5 separate regions of the Homo sapiens genome follow, and all the other regions are linked to region 1. The links are chromatin loops, found by intact Hi-C in ENCODE. Cell type or tissue: CD4-positive, alpha-beta T cell. All regions are shown on one strand.

Region 1 (4,000 bases):
TCCTACTCACAGACATCTTGTTTGGCATCACTGTGTTTTAAAACTCAGGAAAAGTGGCTCTTTTAGATAGGAGTTTGTAGTCTCCAGTGGGTCCTAGTCCCTATGTCAGGTCATCTTTTATTGTTACTTGCCTAGCCTCTGCAGCCATTTGAGTTAGCAATTTCAAGAGTTTCTTTTACATACACCACACACCCATGATACCACCCCCCGGACATCTAGAGAGCTCATTCATTACTCTAGAGTCTAGGACTGCGCTGTCCGATACTCTCGTCACTAGTTGCATGTGGCTCTTGAGCTCTTTAAATGCTCCCAGTCCTTAATGAGATGTGCTCCAAGTATAAACACCAAATTTTGAAAACTTAGTACGAAAGAAAGAATGTAAGTTATCTTGTTAATAACATTGGTTATATGTTGAAATGATATTTTGATCTCTCTCACACTCTTTCTTGAGGCAGAGTCTGGCTCTGTTTGATGGAGTGCAGTGGTGTGATCATAGCTCACTGCAACCTCCACCTCCCAGCTCAAGGGATTCTCCCACTTTATCCTCCCGAGTTGCTGGGACTACAGACGCGTGCCACTATGCCCGGCTCATTTTTTTTTTTTCTTTTTTGAGACGAAGTCTCGCTCTGTCGCCAGGCTGGAGTGCAGTGGTGTGATCTTGGCTCACTGCAGCCTCCAACTCCCTGGTTCAAGCAATTCTCCTGCCTCAGCCTCCCGAGTAGCTGGGATTACAGGCACACGCCACCACGCCCAGCTAATTTTTGTATTTTTAGTAGAGACGGGGTTTCACAATGTTGGTCAGGATGGTCTCGATCTCCTGACCTCGTGATCTGCCCGCCTCGGCCTCTCAAGTGCTGGGATTACAGGCGTGAGCCACAGCGCCCGGCCGACCAATGTTCTTTACATCCACCTTCTGTTCTAGATGCTGTTCAATTAGTCTGCTTTTATAGTTGTCTGAGAGCAGAGAGAAAAAGCCCCACAACTAAGTGCTGAGAGTCACCAAGTAAGGGGGACGTGGCCACAAGGCAGGAAACAAGAAGTCCAAAATTCAAATCACACACCAACGCGGTTCCTTTCTGCATCCAAGGTCAATAAAAAAAAATTTTTTTTTTGGTAACTTCCTATATTGCTGGAGCGAACTGATGGAGCAGGGCACCTGTGGACAAACGTTTTTATGAAGCCAAATACCATTTACAAACCAGGGTGGGGAAAGAACGATGAAAAGTTCTTGATGGAAGGGAATGAGGAGATGGGAAGGTCAGTTTCTGGCTTGCCCTCTGTCTCCAACTACTCCGCCTGGAGAAGGAAAATGCTGGGAAAATGAATCTTCGGCTAAAGACGACGCTGCTCTAAGTTTGAGGCAACTGGGAAAAGAAGGCCATATCCCTAAAGTTATCCCAGTTTAGGGTCTGCCACGCTAAGTTTCCTCAGCCCCGACGGACGCGGTCCCGCCTGCAATCGTTTTCCGACTCCTGGCCAACTCAAGCTTCATCCTCGCCTGCGCCCCACCTCCACGCCTGTCCGGGACACCCGTGAAACGCCTTGAAGCCGCCATTTTAAACAGTGCTATCGCGAGATATACTTCGCTGTTTCCAGCCTGACTCATTTACTTTCTTGCGAGAGTCTCTTCTCGTGTGCTCTCGCCATGGCCAAGGAAAGTGTCGCGAGAGCTGGTTGCCTTGGCTCCCTGTAGCTATAGCAGCCGCGGCGGTTAAGTATGCGGCGCCAGGAGCTGTGAGTGCGACACCCTCAGGGGGGCGGGGCCGGGGGTAACGGGGTGCAGGGGGTAGCGCCTGGGGAGGGGGTGCGGGGAAGGTTAGGTCGCGGGAGGAATGGACCTGAGTGTGACGTGTGGGGCAGGACCTGGGTCCTGTGGGTACAGGGACGCGGCGCCGGTCTGCTCTAGGGCACGCGGGGAGGACTAGAGCTGCTGGGAGGTCCAGGGGGAGGGACCCGGGTGTAATGGGGTTCAGGGGGCGCGGGCTGGAGCGTGGAGGGGTGTGTGTGTTGGGAGCAGGGTGTTTACGGAGACTCGGAACTGGATAAAGGGACCAGGCTACATTGGGAAAGAAGTGGGAAGAAATGGGGTACAGCGACGAGGAGGGTATGTTGAATGAGAGCACAGACGCTGGGCCCAGTTTGCTTTTCACTGGTTAGAGGGGTGGAGGGAGGAGAAGGGATCAGACCTTTACAGATCCCCCGGCTCTGCCTGAGGCTAGTCGGGGACCGCGCGCCGGGACCTGGGTCCTAAATGGCCGTGGCGGGAATGGTGGCGTCCCAGATCGTCGCCGCCTCCTTTCCCTCTTTCCGGAGAGATACCCCACGGACACTCTTGAGATGCGAACGGAGAGTCCTGGTGAACTAGTATTAGTTGGGAAGGTTCTTTTCGCTGAGAAACTACGAGTAGGATAATGAATGATTGCTACTCTAAAATAAAGCGCAGGGTAGGGGGGCGGGAGAGAGCGATTCTTGAGAAGAAAAAAACACTAAGGTTGCTTCCTCTGAAGCGTATTGAGTTGGAAGAAGGGGGTGTGTGCTAAGCTTACGTTTCTTCCCAGACTCATTCAAGTGTACAATTTCTTTACGGTGTGCTTATGAAATACCTGGAAGGTAGTCAGGTTAGATGGTATGGTGAAAAAATGTGCAATACGACACTTAAACCTTCCGCAAATGTAACTTAAAAAACAATTTTTTTTTAATTGCAGCAGCAGGCTGAACACTAAATCTAGGGATAGTTTTAGTTATTTGGATGTAAAACCTGGTGTTCCTAAAGTGTGCTTATCAAGCTATTTGCCTTTTAAGAAATGAATGAGATTTTATTTTAGGAGACAGAACATGTTTTGAATGTCTCAATGTTGAAATAAAAGATGTCTCTCAGGAGTTAAAAATCACAGAGGGGAAAACATCTAGTCTTTGAGTCTTAAGGACTGTTTTCTGGAAACAGGTGTGGACCACTTTGCTGGTTAACTGTTATTTGTAGTGAAAACAATGGCTTCAAGTCAGGCATAAAAATAATTTATTTCAATCGACAGATACAAGTTTTCTGATCATTTTTCTATCTTTTGTAGGTATACATTTGAAAGGGATAACTCTCTTGTGATTATATAACTGGATTTTTTTATGTTGAGGTTCACAAATGCATTAATTAGAATAATGGCTTTTTGGCTGGGCGCGGTGACTCACGCCTGTAATTCCAGCACTTTGGGAGACCGAGGCGGGCAGACTGCTTGAGGTGAGGAGTTCGAGACCAGCCTGGCTAACATGGTGAAACCCCCCCCCCCCGTCTCTACTAAAAAAATATAAAAATTAGCCGGGCCTGGTGGCGCGCGCCTGCAATCCCAGCTACTCGGAAAGCTGAGGCAGGAGAATCGCTTGAACCCCGGAGGGGAAGGTTGCAGTAAGCCGAGATCGCACCATTGCACTCCAGTCTGGGCGACAGAGCGAGACTCCGTCTCAAAAAAAAAAAAAAAAATACATATATATATATATATATATATATATATATATATATGGCTTTTAAAAATCCTTCTTCAGCTGGTCTTAATGTGGTTAGTCACTGAACCCATTTATTTGATATATGTTAGAGTAAAACCTAATTTGTAATGTCAGCAGCTAAACATTAAAGTAGAAGTGCTTTTCTGATGCAAGATAAAGCTTTGTGTGGTGGTTGAGTCCAAAAGATTTCTGCATGAATCCAATAACAAGCTCTACTGAACTCCTGTTATGTGTAAAGTACTGTGTAAGGCATTGCAGTGAAAAAAGATTAATTCATTTAGCCACTTAATATTTATTGAGACCTATTTTGTGTCTGATTGCTAAGCCTTCAGGATACAAATACAGGTAGAACTCGATCTTTGCCTTGGAATTGCTCAGACCCTGTGAGGGCAGACTGATAGAGAAAAAAATACTTACAATGTAATAAGCACAATATATGAACATGAAAGTATGAGACAAGGTTCTGCCCCTGAAGAGTTTATATAGTAGTTGACAGGACAAAGAA
Region 2 (4,000 bases), 110 kb before region 1:
GCGAGAAGGAGCGCTTGAGGCGGTTGGTGTCCTGCAGGCGGTCAGAGGAGAGTACAGGCCGCGCAGCCCTGCTGCAGCGCGCAGGTGTCTGGGGGCGTGGGGGGCAGTGGGGGCTCCCCGCCCGCGCTCAGGCCGCCCTCCCTGGCAGCTGCACTCCCGGTGGCAGCGCTTTCTGAGGTAGGTGGTGGCAGCCATGGCAGCCGGGCCCCAGCCGCAGGGCTGGGCGGAGGCTCCGGCGTCCCTGAGGGGGTGCCCGCATCCCCCTGCACGGTGGCCAGCAGCTTCAGGCTGCGCTCCTACTCCAGCAGCTGGCCCAGGAAGTTGAAGTTGGGCGAGATGGACTGGCGCCTATCCTTCATGAACCTGTAGGTGTCGTCGGAGGATATGCCCATGGTCTTCATGATGTAGGCGATGGCGATGGTGGCAGAGTGGGAGATACCGACCAGACAGTGGACGATGACTTGGCAGCTGGACAGCTTGCCTTTACAGATGAACTCCATAGACTTGTCCAGCCAGGGCAGCAGCTTTTCACAGTAGTTGTCGTTGATGGGGACCCGCATGAAGCGGCTCTCGCAGATGAAGTCAGGCTTGGGGCAGGAGTTGCTGGCATTGAGGACGTAGCTTATTCCATTCTGTGTCGTCAGATCCTTGTTCAGAACGTCTTTCTGCGAGCCCAGGTAGAGGTGAGGCAGGATGAGGGTCAGGCTCACGCTAGGCACGGGCAGGCAGGGCTGGGAGAGGCTCATGGGTAGCAGGGCAGCAGGCTTGCCCTGGCAGAGGCTGGGGAAGCAGGAGGAGAAGGTGGCGAAGCCCCCCGTGAGGATGGCCACGCTGTCGAAGCAGCTGTCCAGCTTGCTCAGCAGGATGGAGAGGAAGCGGTCTGCGGCCAGCACACTGGCGTCCCGTGTGCTCTGGTCATAGACCACCATATCCTGTGGCTCAGTGGCCTCCATTTGGCTGCGTGTGGCCAGCCAGATGAACTCTGCAATGGTCACCTTGCCCTTCTGCAGCCGGCACTTCACCAGCTTGGAGCAGCAGATGTTGACGGAGCTGAGCACATGCCAGCTGTTGTACTCCAGGAAGGAGCGGCTGTAGATGACCAGGCACCCTAGGCCCGCCCCGCAGCAGGCTGGCCAGCTTCTTGGCGTCCATCATCTTCCTCGGGAGCCGGTCTCCGGCCATGGTGGGGCAATGGGTGGTGGGGAGGGTGACCCCTGACGTGAGGAGGGGTTGCTCGGATGGCCCAAGTGTGGCCTTGCACTGGGAGTGACCTAGCACATGGTGCCGGACCTCGTTAGCGCTCGCCTCGGGGGGCGTTCCGGGGGACCCGCGCTGCCCTCGCCAGCTCGGCTGCGCCGACCATGGGCCCTTTGGCGGGGGCCCGCGCAGCCAAGGCAGGGGCGGGGTCTCTAATATAGAGTTAATCAGTGCTCTTTACAACTTCTAAAAGATAATAGCTTATTTACTATCCTTCTACTATAATTTGGTCTTATTTATAGAATATGTTGAGGAATTGAAAACAAAGATCTAGACTTAAAATTCAATAAGCTCCTATAAAAAAAATCCCTCACATAAAAAAAGGCTATATATTAATTTAGACTAATTGAAAAATGATGCAGGTCTTAAAGAGGACAACTTAAAAAAAATCAGTTCTGATAAGGTATATTTCTATAGCATCTTAACAGTAACCATGTGAGTAAACATATTTCCCCAGAGTTCTCATTAGGTAGCAAGAAAGGCGATCACTTACCAACCACTGCACACTTGTATGTCATCAGGGAAGCCAAAGTTTTTACTTCATCTACACTCACATCAATGCTGTAATGGATATTTGGTGGTGTTTTTTTTAAAAATGTGTTGGGGTAGGTGAGAAAGAAGGGGATATATTTAGAACAAACTTCAGTAAGTTTCAAAAAAGAAAGCTACAAATTGAAAATATCCACTTTTTACATTTTACACCCAAGCTATGTCCAAAAACACTTGAAGCAGCTCATATGTCAGAACACCATAAAAAATGAATATAAAACGTTTAAAAAACTGCTAATAACAGTAACTATGATTTCACAAGACAAAAATCACTGTGCAATGAATTTTTTTACACTTTCCAGAAGGCTTTTTTATGTTCCTTTTACCTTTTGGTTTGGGTGACTCCGGGGTGGCCAGGACCAAATGTGTCTCCTTCTGGCTTTTTGCACCACACCAAGTAACCCGCGCCAGGCCGCACAGCTGCCCTGGCCTTGGGGAGGACTAAGGCAAGGGCGGTGTACGCTGCTCCGGAGTCCCACCGCAGGAGTTGAGGCAGCGAGTTCCGAGGGCGGGGTGGGGCGGAATCGGGAGGGATACGGACCCGGTGGAACGCACTGCGTAGACGGCGCCGGCGCCCGCACTCAGCTGTTGACAGTCTTTCTTCCAGCTCTCCCCTGAAAGTCGTCCAGGCGCCGGTCTCTTTTTTCTGCCTTTTTGTTTCCCTCCGGAGAGTCGGCGCGACGGTGAATTTCCGTTTCCGGTGGTGTCCAATCCGACCTGAGGAGTCACAGTTGTGAGCAAGTTCGGTGCCGCGGGCTGGGGTAGGCGGCAGTGGGGTCCCTGGCTTTGGGGCACTGGGAAGATCGCGAGTGGGAAGGTCCTCCCGCGGTCCTCCGGGTCATCTTTCCTCCTGAGGAGCAGCATATTTCGCATCTGCCGGAGGTGTGCCCGGGGTCGTTGGGAGAGTGACGGGATGAATTGCTGCAGAGAGCCCGGACGGGGAGGGAAGGTGTCGGGGAGACGTCGTTTCCTGGCGACGTGGTCCCGGCCGGCGACTTAGACCTGAGCCGAATCTGTTGACCCCAAATTGTGCTTTTCCCACCAAGAAGAAAAGGGAGAGAAACATTAGTACAAGTTCGGAACTAAAATATAGTAGAGAAGCAACATAACCTCGGAAATCACACAGCTGTTCGGTTTCAAAGCGTTCCTAGTGCCCAGCTCTCCTAACTCCCGGCCAGTGTTCCTTGACATATGGTGATATATAAAGACTTTCTGTTTCCGCTCGTGTGTGTGTCTGTGGGAAGCCTCTGACTCACTTCTGTGCCCCAGTAGCACCCTGTGCAGCCTTGCAATGTAGCCCTTATTGCATGGCACGGAAGATACTAGTTTGGATTTCCTCTGCAAGTCAGATCATAGCTATATCCATTTACTGGCACAGTGGCTAGCACATCATAGACAGACACAAACATTTACTAAACGGAATGAATACAGGACCTTAATTGAATGAAATGGCACCCTGCCCCGCTTTTTTCCAATCAAGCTGTCAGATTTTATGCAGCTGGATATCCTTAAAAAACTCACTAATTCAGTGATTACCAATTTATTGGCCACAGATTCCCAGGTACCTCAGAAATCACTGGAAGGGTCTCTGTAAGTCCATGGGGTCTCCAGGCATCATCTAGAACTAGTCATGTCTCACACATACAGATATTGCTATTTTTCTTTCTTTTTTTTTTTTTTTTTTTTTTTTTTTTTTTTTTTTTTTTTGAGACGGAGTCTCGCTCTGTCGCCCAGGCTGGAATGCAGTGGCGCAATCTTGGCTCGCTGCAAGCTCCGCCTCCGGGGTTCACGCCAGTCTCCTGCCTCAGCCTCCCGAGTAGCTGGGACTACAGGCGCCCGCCACTACGCCCAGCTAATTTTTTTTTTATATTTTTAGTAGAGACGGGGTTTCACCGTGTTAGCCAGGATGGTCTCGATCTCCTGACCTCGTGATCCACCCGCCTCGGCCTCCCAAAGTGCTGGGATTACAGGCGTGAGCCACCGTGCCCGGCCTCTAGATATTGCTATTTTTCAAATGTATGTAGAAGAGTTGTAATTTAGGAGTTTTGCAGAGTCAACAGGTACTAAAAGTAATACTGTGATCATGTTGGAAGTTCATAAAAGCATTTTAAATTTTTTATTAAAATTTAAGTTTTAGTTTAAGTTAGGAAACCACTTCATTAGTCCAGTTGATATCTAGGTCTGAGCTGTCCAG
Region 3 (4,000 bases), 96 kb after region 1:
CTGGATGGAGCCAAGTTTCGTGAAGATGGGTTGGGGATAGGAATGAGAATCAAAGTTGAAATGCCCTTTAAATGATCCACAATTAAGGAAAGCTTGGAACTGGGTCTTAAAGCCATATAAAATCAGACCTCTTGTGGGCAAAGTCTGGAGTATCCAGGATAATACCAGATGTACTGAAAATCAGACTTTATTTGATATGTGTTGCTAAATAAATAAAAGGAAAACTCTGTCTTCAATTTATGAGAGTGAAAGTATATGGCTACCTGACATTTTTATATAATCTTTAAAACTTTTGCCTTTAAAAAGTTACCTAGAAACATGTCATTAGTCCTTCTGGGTCACTGGGGAAGATTAGGAGTGGGATTGAGATTGGTCATTGCTCAGGAGACATTGTAAATTTGGATGCTCCCAGCTTCTCTGCATTTATCTTTTTTTTTTTTTTTTGAGACAGTCTTGCTCTGTCGTCCAGGCTGGAGTGCAGTGGCGTGATCTCGGCTCACTGCAACCTCCTGGGTTCAAGTGATTCTAATGCCTTAGCCTCTCAGTAGCTGGGACTACAGGCACATGCCACCATGCCGGACTAATTTTTGTATTTTTAGTAGAGACAGGGTTTTGCCATGTTGGTCAGTCTGGTCTCGAACTCCTGGCCTCAAGTGATCTGCCCGCCTTAGCCTCCCAAAGTGCTGCAATTATAGGTGTGAGTCACTGCACCTGGCCCTTCTCTGCATTTATCTACTGGGAGGTTCCTACACTGAAATCAGATAGCCTATGCCCTACAGCTTCTGTTCCATGGGTACTCTAAATTTGTGGCACTCCCAAAGGGAGATTAGGTAGGTTCTCAGGAGGGTGGAGGTTAGTCTCAGATACCAGCTTACCCCAATTTCCTTGTTTTTTCAGGACACCTGACTGATAGTGAATGTAATCAGAAACACACATCCAAGAAAGGGTCACTGATAGAGCGCAAGAGGAGCTCTGGTCGGGTTAGGAGGAAAGGCGATGAGCCCCAGGCCTCGGGATACCACAGTGAAGGCAAGCCCTTCTGCACTGCTTCTCTTTCTCCTTCATTCACTCTATCAAACTTCTGTCATGCTCCAGACTGTTGGCTTCTCCTTTCTGTTCAGAGGGCTTTTCTTTGCTTTTTCGACATTGGGGTCTAGTATCCATGATCACTTTAAACATCTATATTTCTTTCATTCTTTGTGTTTTTAGGAGAAACACTGAAAGAGAAGCAGGCTCCTAGAAATGCCTCCAAACCATCCAGCAGCACCAACAGGCTGAGAGATTTTAAAGAGACAGTCAGCAATATGATCCATAACAGACCATCCCTGGCTTCTCAGACCAATGTAGGCTCTCACTGCAGGGGCAGAGGAGGAGACCAGCCTGACAAAAAACCTCCTAGGACCCTGCCTTTACACTCTCGTGACTGGGAAATAGAGAGTACCAGCAGTGAGTCAAAATCCAGTTCTTCCAGCAAGTATCGTCCCACATGGAGACCCAAACGAGAATCTCTGAATATTGACAGTATCTTTAGTAAGGACAAAAGGAAGCACTGTGGCTATACCCAGCTTAGCCCCTTTTCTGAGGATTCAGGTGAGGAGATAATTAGGGAAGAATTGGGCTTTTGAATAAAGTTGATTTATGTCTTTTTAAAACCTGGGTTTTTTGGTACATCTGGCAAGGGGCACTTTTACTCTGATGTCGGGTGTTTTAGGGATATGAGTTCAGTGAATAAGTAGCTAGAGGGAGGAGCTAGTTAGGTCTTGATTTTAGGCAAATGCTAAATCTACCTCATTTTCCATACCTGTCTTTTGATTGGGATAGCTAAAGAATTTATACCAGATGAACCAAGCAAGCCACCTTCTTACGACATTAAATTTGGTGGACCAAGCCCCCAGTACAAGCGCTGGGGCCCAGCACGGCCAGGCTCTCACCTTTTAGAGCAGCACCCCCGACTAATCCAGCGAATGGAATCTGGCTATGAAAGCAGTGAGAGGAACAGCAGCAGCCCTGTCAGCCTGGATGCAGCCCTGCCTGAGAGCTCAAATGTCTACAGGTATTGTTTGGCCTTTGAACAGCAACATTGTCTCTTGCAGCAATGTGAGCCACCTACTTGGGGCTTTCAGGCATGGCTGAGACAAGTGGAGGGATGGCCTTTGCTATTATCTCTATGTGCTCTTTCAACTTCCTATAACAACAGCACCCTCTGCTGGAAGAACAGAGGCACTTGAGAAAGGAGAGAGAACTTTCTATTTGAAATACAGTTATCATGTATAAAATAATTTTAAAAAATTAGGTTCAGGGGGCATATGTGCAGGTTTGTTAGGATAAACTTGTGTCATAGGAGTTCATTGTACAGATTATTTTGTTACCCACATATTAAGCTAGTACTCACTAATTATTTTTCCTGATCCTTTCTTTCCTCCCACCCTCCACCCTCCGATAGGCCTGTGTCTGTTGTTCCCCTCTGTGTGTTCATGTGTCCTCACCATGTAGCTCCCACTTATAAGTGACAATATGCTGTATTTGGTTTTCTGTTCCTGTCTTAGTTTGCTAAGGATAATGAAATAATTGTTTAGTGCTTGCTTTGGTAGCACATATACTAAAATTGGAACAATACAGAGAAGATTAGCATGGCTCCTGCTCAAAGGTGGCACAAAAATTTGTGAAGATTTCTGTATTTTTCAGATATGTAGGATAAACAAGTCTAGGGATCTAATGTAAAACATGACTACAATTAATAAAATTGTACTGCATATGAGATTCATGGTAAATGAGTAGATTTTAACTCCTCTTGCCACAAAAACAAAAAAAATGGGTAACTATATGAGATGATGGGTATATTAATTTCCTTCAATTATAGTAACCATTTTACTGTCTCTATGTATCTCATAACATCATGTTGTATACCTTAAATATACACAGTAAAAAAATGTATTAAAGAACAGATTAGGTCAGGCATGTTGGCTCACGCCTGTAATCCCAGGCTAGCACAAAAATTAGTGAGGCATGGTGGTGGGCGTCTGTAATCCCAATTACTTGGGAGGCTAAGGCAGGAGAATCGCTGGAATCCAGGAGGTGGAGGTGGTAATGAGCCGAGCTCGTGCCATGGCAACTCCAGCCTAGGCGACAGAGCAAGGCTCCATCTCAAAAAAAAAAAAAAGAAACAAAAACGGACTAGGCCTGCCGCAGTAGCTCACGCTTGTAATCCCAGCACTTTGGGAGGCCGAGGCGGGTGGATCACGACGTCAGAAGTTCGTGACCAGCCTGGCCAACATGGTGAAACCCCGTCTCTACTAAAGATACAAAAACAAAAATTAGCCGGGCGTGGTGGTGGGAGCCTGTAATCCCAGCTACTTGGGAGGCTGAGGCAGGAGAATTACTTGAACCCAGGAGGTGGACGTTGCAGTGAGCCAAGATCGTGCCATTGCACTCCAGTCTGGGCAACAGAGTGAAACTCCATCTCAAAAAAACAAACAAACAAAAAAAGAATGTATTAGTGGGCCAGGCGCGGTGGCTCATGCCTGTAATCCTAGCACTTTGGGAGGCCGAGCTGGGTGGATCACAAGGTCAGGAGATCGAGAACATCTTGGCCAACATGGTGAAACCCCGTCTCTACTAAAAACACAAAAATTAGCTGGGCATGGTGGCGCGCACCTCTAGTCCCAGCTACTCTGGAGGCTGAGGCAGGAGAATCACTTGAACCCGGGAGGCGGAGTTTGCAGTGAGCCAAGATCACGTCACTGCACTCCAGCCTGGGTGACAAGAGCGAAACTCCATCTCAAAAAGAATGGATTAGTGAATTAAAACTTATGTAATACTAAAATCAGAGAAGAAGCCCAAATGTTATTTTGGGACAGTGTTTTGTTGTCGTTGCTTTTTTTTTTTTTTTTTTTTTGGTATCGATGGGGTTTCATCATTTTGCCCAGGCTTGTCTTGAACTCCTGGGCTCAAGTGATTTACCCACCTCAGCCTCCCAGAGTACTGAGATTATAGGTGTGAG
Region 4 (4,000 bases), 370 kb after region 1:
GGCTTCTCCAGGTGTCCTACCCAATGACTTTAGTTTACATTTCATTGGGTGGCAATTGGTCATGACTACCTCTAGCTGCATGGGAAGCAGGAAAATGTGGCTTTTTAGCTGACTGCATTACTGCCTTGAAAAGAAATTAAGATTTTGTTAGTAAGAAAAAATAGGTATTCTGTAGGCTCCTAGATGTCTCTACTACATATCTAGATTCTAAAACTAAAACCAGATCTAATATAAGCCTATGATTTCTGTCTCTGATTCCCTGATATCACTTGCCAGATGGGAATACTATGCATTAGCCAAGAGATGCTGGTAATAATGTGAACACTTTTTAAAAATAAAAAAAGTAAATTTTAATGAAGTTATCTTACAAAAAAATGTACAAATCATGACCGTGCATAGTGCTTGATGAATTTTCACAAAGTAAACATATCCATGTAACCAGGACAAGGTTCTAAGGTCTTCTACTGGAGTTTTCATGAAGTAGGGAAATAGGAAGAGCCAATTCCATCCCAGGGAACTATGTTCTTTAGCCGTAGCCCCACAAAAGAGGGGTCTTCAAAGCCACATAAAGTATATCACGTATGACATATATCTTTCCCTTTCTTCCTCTTTCATGTAGCTGAAATTGAAAGATGAGGCTCTGCTTGCAGAGATCCACACACTACAGGAAACAGTTGGCTTTGGAAATCCATCTTTCTGATACCCCTCCAGCTGAACAATTTTCTGCATGGGACTCTGAGTTCCTTTCCTTCCCAGAGAGTTTTACCGTATGAAGCCTGGAGCTGGAGAACGAAAGAATCTTCACTATAAACAGAGACCCATTCATTTATTTCCATTGGCTGTGTTACTGGATGTTTTACTGGTTGACGAGAAACTGGGTCACAATAAAAAAATGGAGATATGAAACTCAAAATTCATCAGCATGGTTCTGGAGTTAACGTATACTGAGTTACATGTAGGTATTTAGTTATATAAATAACTATAGTGTAATTGCTATAATAATTATATGGCATATATATACATACAATAAAATTAAGGTATAGTGGGGTCATTATTAGGGTTTCTGATGAAAGCTTATTGGATCACTCCTGGAGGAAGTCAGGTGCTAAGGTTTCTGGACAGGTTCAGTTAACTGAAATACAGGAATTAAGGCATCATTTTCAAAGGTGGCCCTGGAGGAAGACTGCTATGCTGGGTCACTGTATTAGGGCAAAGAGCATGCTAGCCCTTTGGAACTAACAGTAAACGAAAAAGCTGAACAGAGAGGTCTTTGCTGAAGGTGGAGCTATTGACACCTTCTCACCAAACACAGGCATCTTCATGGATCTAAACCACTAGGGCTCCAAGGAGACACCGTTACCCTCATCACCGAGGTCATATTCTAGGGCTACAGATAAAAAAAAAAAAAATCATACTTCACCTCTGCCCTGGATCACAGCACGGCAAAAGCAGGAATAACCCCTCCTTTTTTTTTTAAGGTGTGACTGCCTCGATAGGGGTGGGACGACAACAGGAGAAAAGGTGAGAGGTAAATTAATTTTGGTTAACGAGAAGGATAAAGTAAAATCTAGTCACTTACAATCCTTCTCCTAGTCTCGGCCCTGACACTACCTCCTCTGTGAAGTCTTCCTTAGCAAGCACTAGGTTTGCCTTCTCTGCTCGCTGTCCTTGCGCTGAGTACTACTGATCGCGCTAGTTTCTCTGCTGTCATCTCACGGTCTCCCCAGCGGACTGTGAGCTCCACGAGGAAAGAACAGCGCCCTTTAGTATTTGCGTTCTCAGCGTTGCGCCTCGGCACCAACGCTTGCAAGATGGATGGCTTTTGTAGCACTTTCCTTGGCGCGCCTGGGATTCGCCTAAAACTTCTGACTCCAGCAGGGACTCACAAGTCTGAGAGGGATCGCACCGCCACTCCCACAAGACACCACGAGAAACGCCTCTTTTGCAGCAGTTTAAGGTACGTTAGGGGTCACCGTGTTGCATTGTGGGAAGTATAGGGCGGCAAGCGGAGGAGGCGTGGCGAGCGGATCATCCGCTTCCGGAGTCGAGGTTTTCGGGCTTGTACCGCTTGGCGGTGCGGCCTGGTGTCGGCTTGCAGGTTCTTTCTGTGTTTGTTCTCTGCCCTGCCAAGGCCGTAGAGCTGGTGCGTGCGGGTAGCGGGGCTCTCCGAGGAGCCGCACGCCGGCGGCACCATGGTCCACCTCAGTGAGTCATCGGGCCACCGCGAGACGTTCCGGGCGGTCACGGGGCTCGGGAGTTCGGGGCCGGGTGGGGAGAGCTCTCCCAGGCGCGATGGAGGCAACCCGAACCTGAAGCAGCCACACTGCCTTACATTTGATCCTTCTCTCAGTTTTTTCCCCACTTAATCACCGCTGAAAAATTTCCACCCCATTGAAGCAGCTAAGGCTCCGACAAGGTCACAGAGCCTAGTGAATGGCAAGCCCATGCGGGGTGGGTTTGGGTATGAGGAGGAGGTCATTGCTGGCTGGACTGGCCAAGAGGGGTTTCACAAAGAAGAGTAGCATCTAAACTGGATTGACAGGAATGGATTGGAAGTGAGACATTTCAGTGGGAAAAGGGAATTGTGCCGTCTGTGTCATTTTGTCCTTTTTGTGCTGTTTTTTGTGTCCTAACCAGCTGCTTTTCTACAGCTACTCTCCTCTGCAAGGCCTACCGTGGGGGCCACTTAACCATCCGCCTTGCCCTGGGTGGCTGCACCAATCGGCCGTTCTACCGCATTGTGGCTGCTCACAACAAGTGTCCCAGGGATGGCCGTTTCGTAGAGCAGCTGGGCTCCTATGATCCATTGCCCAACAGTCATGGAGAAAAACTCGTTGCCCTCAACCTAGACAGGATCCGTCATTGGATTGGCTGCGGGGCCCACCTCTCTAAGCCTATGGAAAAGCTTCTGGGTAACTCAGCTCTGGTCTTACCTTATTGAGGGGATTTTAAACTGAAGTCAGCTCCAGGACAGTAGGTGTAAGAATGATTTTCGGCTGGGCACGGTGGCTCACGCCTGTAATCTCAGCGCTTTGGGAGGCCGAGGCGGGCGGATCACCTGAGGTCAAGAGTTTGAGACCAGAGTGGCCAACATGGTGAAACGCTGTCTCTACTAAAAATAAAAAAAAAAAATTAGTTGGGCGTGGTGACACGCACCTGTAGTCTCAGCTACTGGGGAGGCTGAGGCAGGAGAATCGCTTGAACCCAGGAGGCGGAGGTTGCAGTGAGCCAAGATCGCGTCACTGCACTCCAGTCTGGGCAACAGAGGGCGATTCCATCTCAAAGAAAAAAAAAAAAGAGTTATTTCATTCCCTCTAGGCTGTTCAGGACTGAAGTGGGAGCTGAAGTTGTGATCTAATTGGCATTTTGAATCTGGAGGCCCCTTTTGTGGACTCCTTTGTAAGACTTTGGGTGACTGGTATTTTATGCTAAAAATAGGAATAGTATGTTTTGAATGGCCATCTGTCAGTTTACGTTTTTTAAAGTAAGGGGAATATTGTTAGGGAAGTAGACATCCACTGTCTCCTTGCCGGGGAGAAGTAGTACAGAGTTTGGCAAGTGAGGAGCATGGTTTGCATCCATGCACTGGGTCAGATCTCAGACCTCAGTTCTGTGAGACAGAGTTCCTAGGGAAGCATTGGCTTATACTGTGTTATAATAAGTGAAAAATCTGTTACTTTTAGGTCTTGCTGGCTTTTTCCCTCTGCATCCTATGATGATCACAAATGCTGAGAGACTGCGAAGGAAACGGGCACGTGAAGTCCTGTTAGCTTCTCAGAAAACAGATGCAGAAGCTACAGATACAGAGGCTACAGAAACATAAATGAGCTGACTTTAGTGAGCATAGCAGTGGGAACAAGGTCAAGGTCCTTTTGAAACACTGCAGCGATCTTAATTTTGTTAGATTTGGAGTTCAATAAATGGAGTATCCTGAGTTGCCCTTGCTCTTCTGGCCTGGCCTGCACAGGGCCCAGGGAGAGATTTGTTCTTGTGTGACTTA
Region 5 (4,000 bases), 270 kb after region 1:
TAAGTAGACCAAGATCATGAGCGATTTCTGGAAGAACAGCTCCCTATTAAAGACTTGGCCTAACCCAGCTTATTATGTAGAAAGAGTCTGTCATTTGCAAGTGGGATAGCTGTCTCAGTGCAAATTCACCCAAAACTCTCACTTGGGAAAAAAAATCCAGAGAGAAATCCTTACTCAGTAGTGCCACAGTAGTTTTATTTTGAGAACCTTTATTACCTGTAACACTGCAACTTTCAAAAAATATTTCTCAATATTTATAATGTTTCTTTATTCATATAAATAAAAATTTTAAAATTTGACTCTGGTAACTATTTCCTAAGCAAAGGGCTTCCCAGGGAGAGTGGTTATGCGTGTGTATATATTTTAATTGTTTTGAAATGATCTCGAATGTATAGAAAAGTTGCCCAAATCGTGTAAGGAAGTCCCATGTCCCCTGCACTCAGATTCCCAAATAGTTAACACTTTATTGCACTTGTTCCATTGCTCACTGTGTGTGTATGTGTGCAGGTGTGCATGCATGTGCATATGTGTGTGTACATGTGTATGTATCCCTTGTTAGTCTTTTTCTGGACCTTTTGAAAGTCAAGAGAGCAAATTGAAGAGATGGTGTCTCATCACTCCTAAACACACTAGTGTTTATTTTCCCCTAAACAGGGACACTCTCCTACCTAACAACAAACAAACTTCCACATCAGGAAATCAATATTGGTACAACACTACCATCCAATTCAGATGAGATTGGGCATGTTCGGGGTGGTATGCGATTCACAGAGCTAATTCACATTTTTCCCACCGTCCTAACAATGTTGTTTTCCTTTCTGGTCCAGAATGCTATACAGAGATACATATTGAATTTAGTTGTCATATAACCTCAGTCAGAGACAGTTCCCAGTCTTTCTTGTCCTTGGATGGTCTACAACCTGAGTTCCTTTCATGGTAGGAAAACCAAAAAGGATGCTTTGTGTGTGTGTGTGTGTTTTTTTTTAGTGTGTTTCACCAGGAGGCTCACAATGTAGACTCCTCCCAACACTGGTGATGTTAACCATGATCACCTGATCATGTTGGTTGCGTCCATTCACTGTTTCCCCCTCTGTAATCAAGTAGTATTCCATGGAAGCATTCCAAAATCACGCCAGTATTCTATGCCTCATAGAACATCTACCCACCAGCCTTAGCGTCCATTGAAGACTCCTGCCTGAGTCATCCTCCTCAGTAGTTGTCAAATGGTAGTTCTCTATTTCCATCCTTCTCGCTACACTTCTGGGTTGGCATCCTACTTTGAAAGAGTTTTCCTTTTTCTCTGTATCAACACGGACTTGCATATTCCTATTTTATTCAATGGGTTGTAATCCGTTATCGTCGTTGTTTACTTCATGCTCAAATTGTCCCTTATTTGGCCCATGGGAGTCCCTTCAAGCTGGCTCTTAACACTGCAACAATTTAAAGTATATATACTGCTAAAATTCATCCGTGTTGTGTGTATGGCTGCAGTTCATTAACTTTGACTGCTTGTAATATGCCATTTTGTGAATATGCCACAGTTTATTGGTCCACTCATCCACTATTCCTTCGACGGGCACTTGGGTTGTTTCCAGGTTATTGCTATTGTGTTTTGCTATTCTAGCTCTTTAATGTTAAATTTTGAATATTAAAAATTTGTATTAACATCATAAACTTCAGGTCTGTTTATTGTACAAATATTGAGCACCTAGAAGCAGGGTCATTTTGCACTCTCATCAACAGGGCGTGACGGGCTCATTTAAAAAATATTGCATATTTCACGGAGAAATATTTAAATGATGTTTTCAAATCAGTTTAATAAAGGCCTTTTTCTTTAAACTTCCTTTTGCTTTTTTCCCTCCTATTATAGAGAAATATTGAAATCAAAGAGTCGAGAAAGCAAAATGTAAAGGTGGAAACCTATGCACTTAAACCCAACTCTTGGCAAGGTAAAGCATCCGCGGAAACAGCAGGCTCTCGAAGTGAGGAGGCTGCAGCCGGCGCTAGGGCGCAGGCGCAGAAGCTCAGCGTCTCGCTCCCTGCTCCCGGCCCCAGAGGGTTATCGCGAGTCTTGGAATAAACTTGCTCGTGCGATGGCCAAAAGTAAGTTCTCGCGAGAGGTAGTTGGTTGCTATAGTTGTCAAAAACATAACTGAGGCTGCTGCAGGTAAGACAGTGATCCCTCCTGAAGAAACTCTCTCTTCCCGGCCTCCCCACCTCAGCCCTGCGGCCACACCACAGCCGTCACCCCGATCTTCTGCTCCCTTAGCTAAGGCCAGGCTGAAAACCCCGATATTTAGACCGAAAAGCCGCTGGCCCGGCCAGGTGCGGACTCTGCCGCCAACCCCAGCCCGGCGACCTCCACAGGAGCGCGGACGTAGACCTTCCTTTACCGCTTCTCGTCGGAGGCCTCCTCATTCTGCGCTGACTGCGCTTGTCCCCAGACCAGACTCAGTCACATCGCCTCCTTCGTCTAACCTTTTTCTCACTGGACTCTCCCCTTGCAGCTTCTTCCGAGCAGATGACAAGAAATGCGTGCCTTGCCGGGGGCAACAAGAGTCCCCACCCTAGCTGCCCTGACTATAACTTTAGTCCTATATCTTGCATTCATAATTCAAACACGACGCGAACGCCTGTTGTGTACAAGACATGGTGCCAGGCACTCTGGGCCCGTAAATATGCGTGAGACAGGTTACATGCCTTCAAGGGTGTAAATGAGCTCTCAGGACAAACGCTGCATATTAATAATACCATTTGTGCAGTGCTTCATACTTAAAAAGCTTTAATATCTTAGGGGATATTCACAATAAATGTGAAACAGGTTGGAAGTTATCCATTTTACAGAAGGTGAAACTGAGGCTTAGAGAAGTTAGGCATTTGCCTAGGGGCACATAGTTGTTAAGTAGGAAAGGTCTTTTGAATACCCAGTCTTCATAAACAGGACAGCTTGTGGTAATGCCACAAAAGACGTGTAAAGTGCTAAATGAATTCAGAGGAAAGGCAAGTTTTTCCGACTGGGAAGCTTCATGGACTAGGAAGCATTTGAGCTGGATTTTAAAGGATGAGTAGGATTTGCTGTAGAGACGGAGTGAGGAGAAAGGGAGAGATAATTCCAGGGGGAAGGAAAAATGCAAAGGTTCAAAAGCGACTAAATGCAGGTAATCTTTGAAAAATACTAAGCAAGAGCATAAGCTAGAAGAGGGGAGTTGACTGGCACTGCAAGATCCTAGAAAGCCCTGAATGTAGTACTACATTTAACTACAGTTAAACTGTAGTGTTACAGTTTATTTGGTAGGTGAGAGGGAACAAGACAGTGATACGATCAGATCTGTACTTTAATAAGGTATTTATCTGCTTGTCTCTTCTCATTTTCTCCCTATTTCTTCTTACTCCACCACTGCAAGCTACTTGCTACTTGCTATGTGTGTTGTTTTGCCTCTGAACGTTTTAAAATCTGTTCCCTTTCTTGGAATATCCTTCCCTTTATTAAGACATAGTTCCAGCGTACTTCCTCCAAGATTTTCCTGGCATGCATATGTATTCTCAAATCCAGCTAGGTCCCAGCTTCATTCAGCACTTCCTTGCTGTATGACTGCTGGTAAGATAACAAACTTCTCTGAAGCTCAATTTTTTTCAATCAAATAGAGATTTAAGAATCTCTTAGAAGGGAGGCTACATTTAAGATAATAAATGCGAAGCACACTTGGCACACTGGCTATAATCAGTTAATTTCCTTGCTTCTCTCATTCTTTTTATTTGTAAAAGAAAAAATAAATTTCCACCCCCCTTTTCCTCCCTGTGTGTTTCACTCCTCCCTTCTTTCCTCTGTCAGAGCACCTGTCTCACAGATTATGACTCCTGGTCTAGTTACACGTCTCTCGTCCTCACTAGATTTTAAATTTCTTGAGGTTAGAGAGTTCACATCTTATCTCTTGTATCCTCAGCACCCATCACAGTGCCAAGCTTAACAAGTTTTTTCAATGAGCAATTCTGACAAAAG

What was found. Hi-C counts contacts between places; a loop is a spot of excess contacts. Peaks named below come from ENCODE experiments on the same cell type or tissue, not always from the same donor. Only the 100,000 strongest peaks of a DNase experiment are listed, where the experiment ranks them.
Region 2: it touches region 1 in a loop (4-fold over the local background); 7 of 110 quality-filtered maps call a loop at or near these places.
Region 3: it touches region 1 in a loop (5-fold over the local background); 32 of 110 quality-filtered maps call a loop at or near these places.
Region 4: it touches region 1 in a loop (4-fold over the local background); 8 of 110 quality-filtered maps call a loop at or near these places.
Region 5: a loop joins it to region 1, with 4 times the contacts of the local background. A loop is called at or near these places in 4 of 110 quality-filtered maps.

The regions. Positions count from the first base shown.
Region 1 is chr10:73,623,671-73,627,670 of GRCh38, reverse strand. It overlaps a transcript of USP54 not described here. Among named protein-coding and RNA genes, the nearest start is that of MYOZ1, 16 kb to the left of the region's middle. RefSeq lists an enhancer at 1,453-1,562 and a silencer at 1,733-1,982. In CD4-positive, alpha-beta T cell, no CTCF peak of the experiment used is centred here; DNase peaks (open chromatin) are centred at 1,020, 1,650 and 2,490; H3K4me3 peaks cover 1,920 bases; H3K27ac peaks cover 1,287 bases.
Region 2 is chr10:73,729,006-73,733,005 of GRCh38, reverse strand. It overlaps the pseudogene BMS1P4-AGAP5, the pseudogene BMS1P4, the pseudogene GLUD1P3 and the pseudogene DUSP8P5. Among named protein-coding and RNA genes, the nearest start is that of SEC24C, 13 kb to the left of the region's middle. RefSeq lists enhancers at 353-1,073, 2,454-2,703. In CD4-positive, alpha-beta T cell, no CTCF peak of the experiment used is centred here; DNase peaks (open chromatin) are centred at 2,485 and 3,065; H3K4me3 peaks cover 1,837 bases; H3K27ac peaks cover 1,869 bases.
Region 3 is chr10:73,527,733-73,531,732 of GRCh38, reverse strand. USP54 (ubiquitin specific peptidase 54) reads left to right here. Exons shown (of 24, transcript NM_001391956.1): 13 at 898-1,029; 14 at 1,210-1,590; 15 at 1,822-2,053. It also overlaps the pseudogene RNU6-883P. Among named protein-coding and RNA genes, the nearest start is that of PPP3CB, 34 kb to the right of the region's middle. RefSeq lists a silencer at 2,052-2,151 and an enhancer at 2,008-2,302. In CD4-positive, alpha-beta T cell, CTCF peaks have their summits at 2,008 and 2,212 (motif pointing left); a DNase peak (open chromatin) is centred at 2,172.
Region 4 is chr10:73,250,675-73,254,674 of GRCh38, reverse strand. MRPS16 (mitochondrial ribosomal protein S16) reads left to right here and starts at 2,031. Exons shown (of 3, transcript NM_016065.4): 1 at 2,031-2,205; 2 at 2,652-2,912; 3 at 3,684-4,000. The coding sequence starts at 2,193. The coding sequence ends at 3,823. It overlaps CFAP70 (cilia and flagella associated protein 70), which reads left to right. Exons shown (of 28, transcript NM_001367801.1): 28 at 620-913. The coding sequence ends at 700. All of the region lies in intron 2 of DNAJC9-AS1 (DNAJC9 and MRPS16 antisense RNA 1), which reads right to left. RefSeq lists enhancers at 1,636-1,895, 2,016-2,305, 1,745-2,312. In CD4-positive, alpha-beta T cell, no CTCF peak of the experiment used is centred here; DNase peaks (open chromatin) are centred at 1,344 and 1,994; H3K4me3 peaks cover 2,061 bases; H3K27ac peaks cover 1,868 bases.
Region 5 is chr10:73,356,881-73,360,880 of GRCh38, reverse strand. It overlaps CFAP70 (cilia and flagella associated protein 70), which reads left to right and starts at 2,017. Exons shown (of 28, transcript NM_001367801.1): 1 at 2,017-2,103. RefSeq lists enhancers at 1,823-2,348, 2,193-2,412, 2,349-2,874. In CD4-positive, alpha-beta T cell, no CTCF peak of the experiment used is centred here; a DNase peak (open chromatin) is centred at 2,050; H3K4me3 peaks cover 1,252 bases; H3K27ac peaks cover 785 bases.